Linked DNA regions of Homo sapiens: region 1 is linked to region 2. The links are chromatin loops, found by intact Hi-C in ENCODE. Cell type or tissue: OCI-LY7. All regions are shown on one strand. Links, peaks and the distances in the headings refer to the core of each region. The heading gives the core; the rest is flanking DNA. Region 1 has its middle 330 kb from the start of DHRSX. Region 2 has its middle 37 kb from the start of ASMT.

Region 1 (4,393 bases), core at 161-4,160, 520 kb after region 2:
ACAAGAAAACACCGGCCAGGCACAGTGGCTCATGCCTGTAATTCCAGCAATTTGAGAAGCCGAGGGAGCCGAGATTAATATGCTAAGCACTGATTTAATGTTTATAATTACAGAAATGGCACCAGGATTACTGTTTACAAAAAAAAAAAAACAGGTGATACGTGAGGTCTGTCAACCGTGGTTGTGTGTGACCGTGTGCCAATAACTCAGTTATTCCCATTTTCTCATCTGTAAAATGGGTAAAATTAAACTTTCCTCATAAAATGTTCACGGGTATCAAGTAAAATCATATGTGTAAGTATCTAGCAAAATTTAAGGCCAATAACAAGCCATTGATAAATGGCAGCTCTTTTTTAAAAAATTGATCTGAAAACAAATTTTTCTTTTTTTTTTGAGATGGAGTCTCACTCTATCGCCCAGGCTGGAGGGCAGTGGCGCGATCTCAGCTCACTGCAAGCTCTGCCTCCTGGGTTCACGCCATTCTCCTGCCTCAGCCTCCCAAGTAGCTGGGACTGCAGGCACCCGCCACCATGCCCAACTAATCTTTTGTATTTTTAGTAGAGACTGGGTTTCACGGTGTTAGCCAGGATGGTCTCGATCTCCTGACCTCGTGATCCGCCCACCTCAGCCTCCCAAAGTGCTGGGATTACAGGTGTGAGCCATTACGCCCGGCTAATCTTTTGTATTTTTGGTAGAGACTGGGTTTCACCACGTTAGGCAGGATGGTCTCAATCTCCTGACCTTGTCATTCACCCACGTGGGCCTCCCAAAGTGCTGGGATTACAGGCGTGAGCCACCGCGCCCAGCCCTGAAAACATAATTTTGTTTTCAAGTGTTGGGGCTCAGGTTTGTCCATCGTCACAAAAACGTTGTCCATAAAATGTAACAATACCACAACACCGGAAAAATGCTTCCACAAGTGGCTGAGGCAGTAATGAAAGTAATTACACCTGTCACTTCTTTTTCTTGTTGCTGTTATTGTTGTCTAAAGTTTAGCTTGCTTCATTCTTTCCCTTAAACTTTTATCTTAGGTTTGGGGGTACACGTGCAGGTTTGTTGTAGGTCAATTTGTGTCACCGCAGTTTGTTGTACAGATGATTCCATCACCCAGGTATTAAGCCCAGTACCAATAGTTATCTTTTCTGCCCCTCTCCCTCCTCCCACCCTCCACCCTCAAGTAGAGGTGTCTCTTGCTCCCTTCTTTGTGTTCATGAGTTCTCCTCATTTAGCTCCCACTTATTTATTTTTTTATTTTTTTGAGACGGAGTGTCACCCTGTCGCCCAGGCTGGAGTGCAATGGCGTGATCTTGGCTCACTGCAACGTCCGCCTCCCGGGTTCAAATGATTCTTCTGCCTCAGCCTCCCCAGTAGCTGGGATTACAGGTGCCTGCCACCACGCCCGGCTAATTTTTGTATTTTTAGTAGAGATAGGGTTTCACCATGTTGGCCAAGCTGCTCTCAAACTCCTGACCTCGTGATCCACCTGCCTCGGCCTCCCAAAATGCTGGGATTACAGGCCTGAGTGACCGCGCCCGGCCTAGCTCCCACTTATAAGTGACAAAGTGCAGTATTTGATTTTCTGTTACTGCATTAGTTTGCTAAGGGTGATGGCCTCGAGCTCCATCCATATTCCTGTAAAAGACATGATCTCATTCCTTTTTCACAGTTGCATACTATTCCATGCATGCCTGTAATTCCCAAGCATGTAGAAATATTACAACACGATCCAGCGGCATAAAATGTGGTTTGAACCCACCCCCATCCTTTGGTTTTTCTCTTTCCTCCCTTCCCTTAACCTCCTACTTTTAGTTTTTAGCGTGCCTCCTTCTGTTTCTTTTTTATTTTTTTTTTATTGAGACAGAGTCTTGCTCTGTCGCCCAGGCTGCAGTGCAGTGGTGCAATCTCGGCTCACTGCAAGCTCCGCCTCCCGGGTTCACACCATTCTCCTGCCTCAGCCTCTCCGAGTAGCTGGGACCACAGGTGCCCCCAACCGCGCCGGGTTTTTTTTTTTTGTTTTTTTTTTTTTTGTATTTTTAGTAGAGACGGGGTTTCACCGTGGTCTCGATCTCCTGACCTCGTGATCCGCCCGCCTCGGCCTCCCAAAGTGCTGGGATTACAAGCGTGAGCCACCGCGCCCGGCCTGTTTCTTGTATGCTAAGGTTTGCATTACAGCTGGGAAAGTGGAGAAGAGACAATGTTTCTCCTCCAACCGAGTAAACAAAATTACGGGGATTAGAATGTGCCTGCTAAGAGCTCAGTAAACGTCATCTAGTGGTTACTAAGTGACCAAACAGGAAGCTGGGTGTTCATGCAGTCATGCCTGGATTCACTCACACTGCAGCCGCTGGTAGGGACAGACACAGCAGGGTTGGGACAGATTTGGTGGAAGAAATCATAAGCTAAAGAGAAACCCTGGCGTGCAAAACAATCCTTCCTGGCCGGGTGCGGTGGCTCACGCCTGTAATCCCAGCACTTTGGGAGGCCGAGGCGGGCGGATCACAAGGTCAGGAGTTCAAGACCAGCCTGCCCAATATGGTAAAACCCCGTCTCTACTAAAAAAAAAAAAAAAAAAAAAAAATCGCCAGGCGTGGTGGCGGATGCCTGTCGTCCCAGCTACTCGGGAGGCTGAGGCAGGAGAATCGCTTGAACCCGGGAAGCGGAGGTTGTAGTGAGCTGAGATCGGCCCACTGCACTCCAGCCTGGGAGACAGAGCAAGACTCTGTCGGAAAAAAAAAACAAAAACAAAAACAAAAAAACCATTCCTTCCTGGTAGCAGGCCTCATTCATCAGCAGCCCATAAAGGACTCTACTGACTTTTTGTCCTAGGTTAACTACAACCTGTGTCCCAGAAACTGCAGAGAGGCTCCCTTCAGGGTTCCCACGCTCATCCACATACACATACACTCACGCATGCACACGGCTATTCACACTCGTGCATACACATATACATATACATTGCAGGTGTGCACAGGTTTTCACACGCATCTGCACACGCACGCATGCAGCTAAAAGCATATGTGCATTTTACACACGCACACATGCATTCACGCACACATGAGGCATTTGCACACGTGCACGGGTGCACTCTGTGGTCTCTGCCCTTCCTCTCGGCACTGCTTCTCCTTCATGGATCCCTTCCTTTTGTGATTTCAAGAAAGCCTCTTTGGAGAAGGTCTTCCACTCCAACACCAACCTGTCAACCAAAATCCTGCCCCGTGTCGGCAGCACGGCCTTTGTAGATTGCATGCTGGGTCCAAATCACATTCTATGTTGTTTTCAGCAGTGCTCCCCTCGATGTGTGCCACAGCCCTCATCAAGAGGAGTCCAGAGCTGTCGTCATCAGCGCTACGATGCTGATCCTGTCTTTGTCCTCTATTCTCCTCTTTGCATACACAGCCAGCTCATCTACCGAAATGAGAACTCTTGTGTGTCAGGGTCTAAGTGTTTCTCCTCTTTGCAGCCCTGCTTCCACTGAAACCCAGGCATACACATGCATGTACAGATACACTCACACCTGCATGTACACACGTGCGTATACATGCATTGCACACATCGATTCACACATAGGTATGTACACCCATGCACATACACACTGCATATATGTGCAGATTTTCACACATACATGAGGCATCTGCACACGTGCACAGGTGCACTCAGTTTTTCACACTCATGCACACGCAGGCACACATGCATGCACACATATGCACATACATCAATAAATGCATAGCCCACACACATATTTACACATGCACGAAGCATTCTCATACCCATGAATACACGTTCATACATGCACACACAAGCATCCACTCAAGTACACATATTCACACATGCATGTACACACATGCACAGAAACACACATACATGATACACATGCAACCCTTTCACAGTGCATGCACGGTGCACACACACATGCACACATTCACACATGCATGTGTGCATTGAACACGCATTTGCGCATGCACAAGGCATTCACACAATCGTGCATACACATTCACACCTTCATGCACACAAATTCACATATGCATTTGCAGGCATGCAGTGATGTGTGCACACGTGCATTCAGATGCGTGAATTCATGCAAACACACACAAACAACACGCACACATATGGATGCATACACACACATGCATGCATACTGAGACACCCTGAGGCACAGTGAGATGTCTGTAACATAATACAAATTGGGTGGTTACATTTGGCCTCTTGAAATTCAACAAAACCACAATACAATCCAGCATCTTTGGTCCAAAGCAGCTCCTGCCTCCTGACTTCTGCTCCAGTGGTGCGTCTGTTTTCCTAGAGTGTCGTCTGGGGCAACAACGCTTCTTTGAACTTTGCAAAAAGGCTTGGGATGTGTTGACCCAAGTCCAGCTCTGTGATCTCAAATAACTTA
Region 2 (4,393 bases), core at 89-4,088:
TTAGTGGACACAAAGTTTCTCCATGTTGGTCAGGCTGGTTTCGAACTCCCGACCTCAGGTGATCCACCTGCCTCGGCCTCCCAAAGTGCTGGGATGACAGGCGTGAGCCACCACACCCGGCCCATAAAAGGGTGAGATTTCTTTCTGTGTTTCTGATCCCTTTCACGGATGGCCTGGGGTGTATATCACATTTGAATTGAATGCTTGTTCTGTAGAAAAATGGTTTTCTTTTTCTTCTACCCTTGAGGAGAGGGGTTAAGGAAGGAGTTCCTGGATCGGGAGGAGATTTTTTTGCTTTTTTTTTTTTTTTTTTTTTTTTTTTTTGAGACAGAGTCCCTGTGACTCAGTCTGGAGTGCCCTGGAAGATCTCGGCTCACTGCAACCTCCGCCTCCACGGTTCAAGCGATTCTCCTGCCTCAGCCTCTCGAGTAGCTGGAATTACAGTTGTGCACCATCATCTCTGGCTAATTTTTGTATTTTTTTTTTTTGAGATAGAATTTCTCTCTTGTTGCCCAGACTGGAGTGCAATGGCGTGATCTCAGCTCACCACAACCTCCGCCTCTCAGGTTCAAGCGATTCTCCTGCCTCAGCTTCCCTAATAGCTGGGATTACAGGCATGTGCCACCACGCCCAGCTAATTTTTGTATTTTTAGTAGAGACGGGTTTCACCATGTTGGCCAGGCTGGTCTCGAACTCCGGACCTCAGGTGATCCACCTGCCTTGGCCTCCCAAAGTGCTGCAATTACAGGCGTGAACCACCGTACCCGGCCAATTTTTGTATTTTTTTGGTAGAGACAGGGTTTCTCCATGTTGGTCAGGCTGGTCTCGAACTCCTGACCTGAAGTGATCTGCCCACCTTGGCCTCCCAATGTGCTGGGATGAGAGGTGTGAGCCACTGCACCTGGCCTTTGGTTGTTTTTTTTTTTTTTTTTTTGAGACAGAGTCCCTGTCACTCAGTCTGGGGTGTCGTGGCTGATCTCGGCTCACTGCAACCTCTGCCTCCAGGATTCAAGCGATTCTCCTGCCTCAGCCTCCTGAGTAGCTGAGATTACAGGCCTGGCTAATTTTGTATTTTTTAGTAGAGATGGGGTTTGATCATGTTGCTCAGGCTGGTCTCGAACACCTGACCTCAAGTGGTCCGCCCGCCTCGTCCTCCCAAAGTGCTGGGGTGACAGGCATGAGCCACCACTCCTGGTAGAGATTTTGCTTTTTAATTCTATTTCCTTAACACCTTGAACATGTATGGCTTGGGCTGTTCCTCATCTCAGCCTTATGTTTTGATTCGATTGCCTTCCAATGAGCACCTTATTATTTAAAAGTGGACTTCAAGATGGGACTGTACCGTTTCCTTTTCTATCACACTTCACTGTTGGACCGTGAACTCTATTATTATTGTTATTTTTGAGATAGAGTTTCGCTCTTGTTGCCCAGGCTGGAGTGCAATGGTGTGATCTCAGCTCACTGCAACCTCTGCCTTCCGGTTTCAAGCGATTCTCCTGCCTCAGCCTGCCAAAGAGCTGGGATTACAGGCACACACCACCATGCCCGGCTAATTTTTGTATTTTTAATAGAGACAGGGTTTCACCATGTTGCCCAGGCTGGTCTGGAACTCCTGACTTCGTGATCTGCCCGCCTCGGCCTCCCAAGGTGCTGGGACTACAGGCATGTGCCACCACACCCGGCTAATTTTTGTATTTTTAATAGAGACAGGGTTTCACCATGTTGCCCAGGCTGGTCTCAAACTCCTGACCTCATGATCCGCCTGCCTCGGCCTCCCAAAGTGCTGGGACTACAGGCATGTGCCACCACACCTGGCTAATTTTTGTATTTTTAATAGAGACAGGGTTTCACCATGTTGCCCAGGCTGGTCTCGAACTCCTGACCTCATGATCCGCCTGCCTCGGCCTCCCAAAGTGCTGGGACTACAGGCATGTGCCAGCACACCCAGCTAATTTTATATTTTTAGTAGAGACAGGGATTCTCCATGTTAGCCAGGATGGTCTCGAACTCCTGACCTCGTGATCCACCCGCCTCAGCCTCCCAAAGTGCTGCGATGACAGGTGTGAGCCACCACACCCGGTCACCATGAACTCTAATGTCAGAAATTACCGAGGCGCTGTTTCTGCATTTTTTTCTAGTATGGATCCTGGTAAGCCACATCCAGAAGAGATTTCTCTGGAAGAACTTTGCCTTGAATGGAAGCAATTGTCCTGATGGCCACTAGGGGGAGGAAGCATCGTTTTCTCTCTTCGAATTGTAAGGCGAGAAGGATCTGAGGCCAGGTGTCCATAATTGAGGAAGTTGACTTTGCCAGGGTGGAGGACACCACGACATAACCTCAGGAGGTCTTGATGACGTGGGCCCAAGGTGGTTGGGGTGTAGCTTGCTTTTATACATTTTAGGAAGACTTGAAGCATCAGTCAATACATGTAAGATGTACGTTGGTTCTATCTCGAACGGCAGGGTGACTCAAAGCGGGGTTACACTTAAACATATTCAGGGCCGGGCGCGGTGGCTCACACCTGTCGTCCTAGCACTTTGGGAGGCCGAGGTGGGTGGGTCACCTGAGGTCAGGAGTTCGAGACCATCCTGGCCAACATGGTGACACCCTGTCTGTACTAAAAATACAAAATCAGGCCGGGCGCAGTGGCTCACACCTGTCATCCCAGTACTTTGGGAGGCCGAAGCGGGCAGATCACGAGGTCAGGAGATCGAGGCCATCTTGGCCAACACGGTGAAACCCCGTCTGTACTAAAAATACAAAAAAAAAATTAGCCTGATGTGGTGGCGGGTGCCTGTAGTCCCAGCTACTCAGGAGGCTGAGGCAGGAGTTTGCAGTGAGCCGAGATTGCGCCACTGCACTCCAGCCTGGGAGACAGAGCGAGACTCTGTCAAAAAAAAAAAAATTAGCTGGGTGTGGTGGTGTGAACCTGTAATCTCAGCTACTTGGGAGGCTGAGGCAGGAGAATCGCTTGAACACTTGAGGCCAGGAGTTTGAGATCAGCTTGGCCAACATGGCGAAACCCGGTTTCTACTAAAAATACAAAAAAATCAGCACAGCGTGGTGGCACATGCTTGTAATCTCAGCTGCTAGGGAGGCTGAGGCATGAGAATTGCTTGAACCTGGGAGGTGGAGGTTGCAGTGAACCGAGATCACGCCACTGCACTCCAGCCTGGGCGACACATGGATACTCTGTCTCAAAACAAACAAACAAACAAACAAAAACATACTTATTGGCAATTGGTTGAAAGAGTTATTATCCGTAGTAAGGAATGTCTGGCTTATGATGGTGTTGTAGAGACCGAGGTTTTATTATGCAGATGAAGCTTCCCAGGTAGCAGGCTTCTGAGAGAAGAGACTGCAAATGTTTTTTTTTTCTTTTCTTTTTCTTTTCTTTTTTTTTTTTTTTTTTTAACGGAGTTTCACTCTTGTCATCCAGGCTGGAGTGCAGTGGCGCAATCTTGGTTCATTGCAACCTCCGACTCCCAGGTTCAAGTGATTCTCCTATCTCAGCCTCCCGAGTAGCTGGGATTACAGGCATGCACCACCATGACCAGCTAATTCTTGTATTTTTAGTAGAGACGGGGTTTCACCATGTTGGCCAGGATGGTCTCAATCTCTTGACCTCATGATCTGCCCGCCTCGGCCTCCCAAAGTGCTGGGATGACAGGCGTGAGCCACCGCACCCGACCAGAGACTCCAGATGTTTCTTACCAGACTTAAGGTCTGTGTTGATGTTCATGCTGAAAATATCAGAGGTGTTTGAACCAGAACGACTCCACCTTGAATAGAGGCTGGGTAAAATGAGGCTGAGACTTACTGGGCTGCATTCCGAGATGGTTAAGGCATTCTAAGTCACAGGATGAGATAGGAGGTTGGTACAAGGTACAGGTCATAAAGACCTTGCTGATAAAACAGGTTGCAGTAAAGAAGCCAGCCAAAACACGCCAAAACCAAGATGGCCACAACAGTGACCTCTGGTCGTCCTCACTGCTATACTCCCACCAACACCATGACAGTTTTCAAATGCCATGGCAACGTCAGGAAGTTACCTTATATGGTCTAAAAAGGGGAGGCATGAATAATCCGCCCCTTGTTTAGCATATCTTCAAGAAATAACCATAAAGGCCAGGTGCGGTGACTCACGCCTGTCATCCCAGCACTTTGGGAGGCCGAGGCGGGCGCATCACGAGGTCAGGAGTTTGACACCAGCCTGACCAACATGGCAAAACCCCATCTGTACTAAAAATACAAAAATCAGCCCAGCGTGGTGGTGCATGCCTGTAGTCCCAGCTACTCGGGAGGCTGAGGCAGAAGAATCGCTTGAACCTGGGAGGCAGAGGTTGCGATGAGCCGAGATCATGCCACTGCACTCCAGCCTGGGTGACAGAG

Evidence for each region. Hi-C counts contacts between places; a loop is a spot of excess contacts. Peaks named below come from ENCODE experiments on the same cell type or tissue, not always from the same donor. Only the 100,000 strongest peaks of a DNase experiment are listed, where the experiment ranks them.
Region 1: it touches region 2 in a loop (5-fold over the local background); 3 of 110 quality-filtered maps call a loop at or near these places.

What each region holds. Positions count from the first base shown.
Region 1 is chrX:2,172,575-2,176,967 of GRCh38, forward strand. No RefSeq gene overlaps it. Among named protein-coding and RNA genes, the nearest start is that of DHRSX, 330 kb to the right of the region's middle. In OCI-LY7, for the core only: no CTCF peak of the experiment used is centred there; DNase peaks (open chromatin) are centred at 1,939 and 2,297; H3K4me3 peaks cover 1,255 bases; H3K27ac peaks cover 1,639 bases.
Region 2 is chrX:1,650,198-1,654,590 of GRCh38, forward strand. No RefSeq gene overlaps it. Among named protein-coding and RNA genes, the nearest start is that of ASMT, 37 kb to the left of the region's middle. In OCI-LY7, for the core only: a CTCF peak has its summit at 2,218 (motif pointing right); a DNase peak (open chromatin) is centred at 2,274.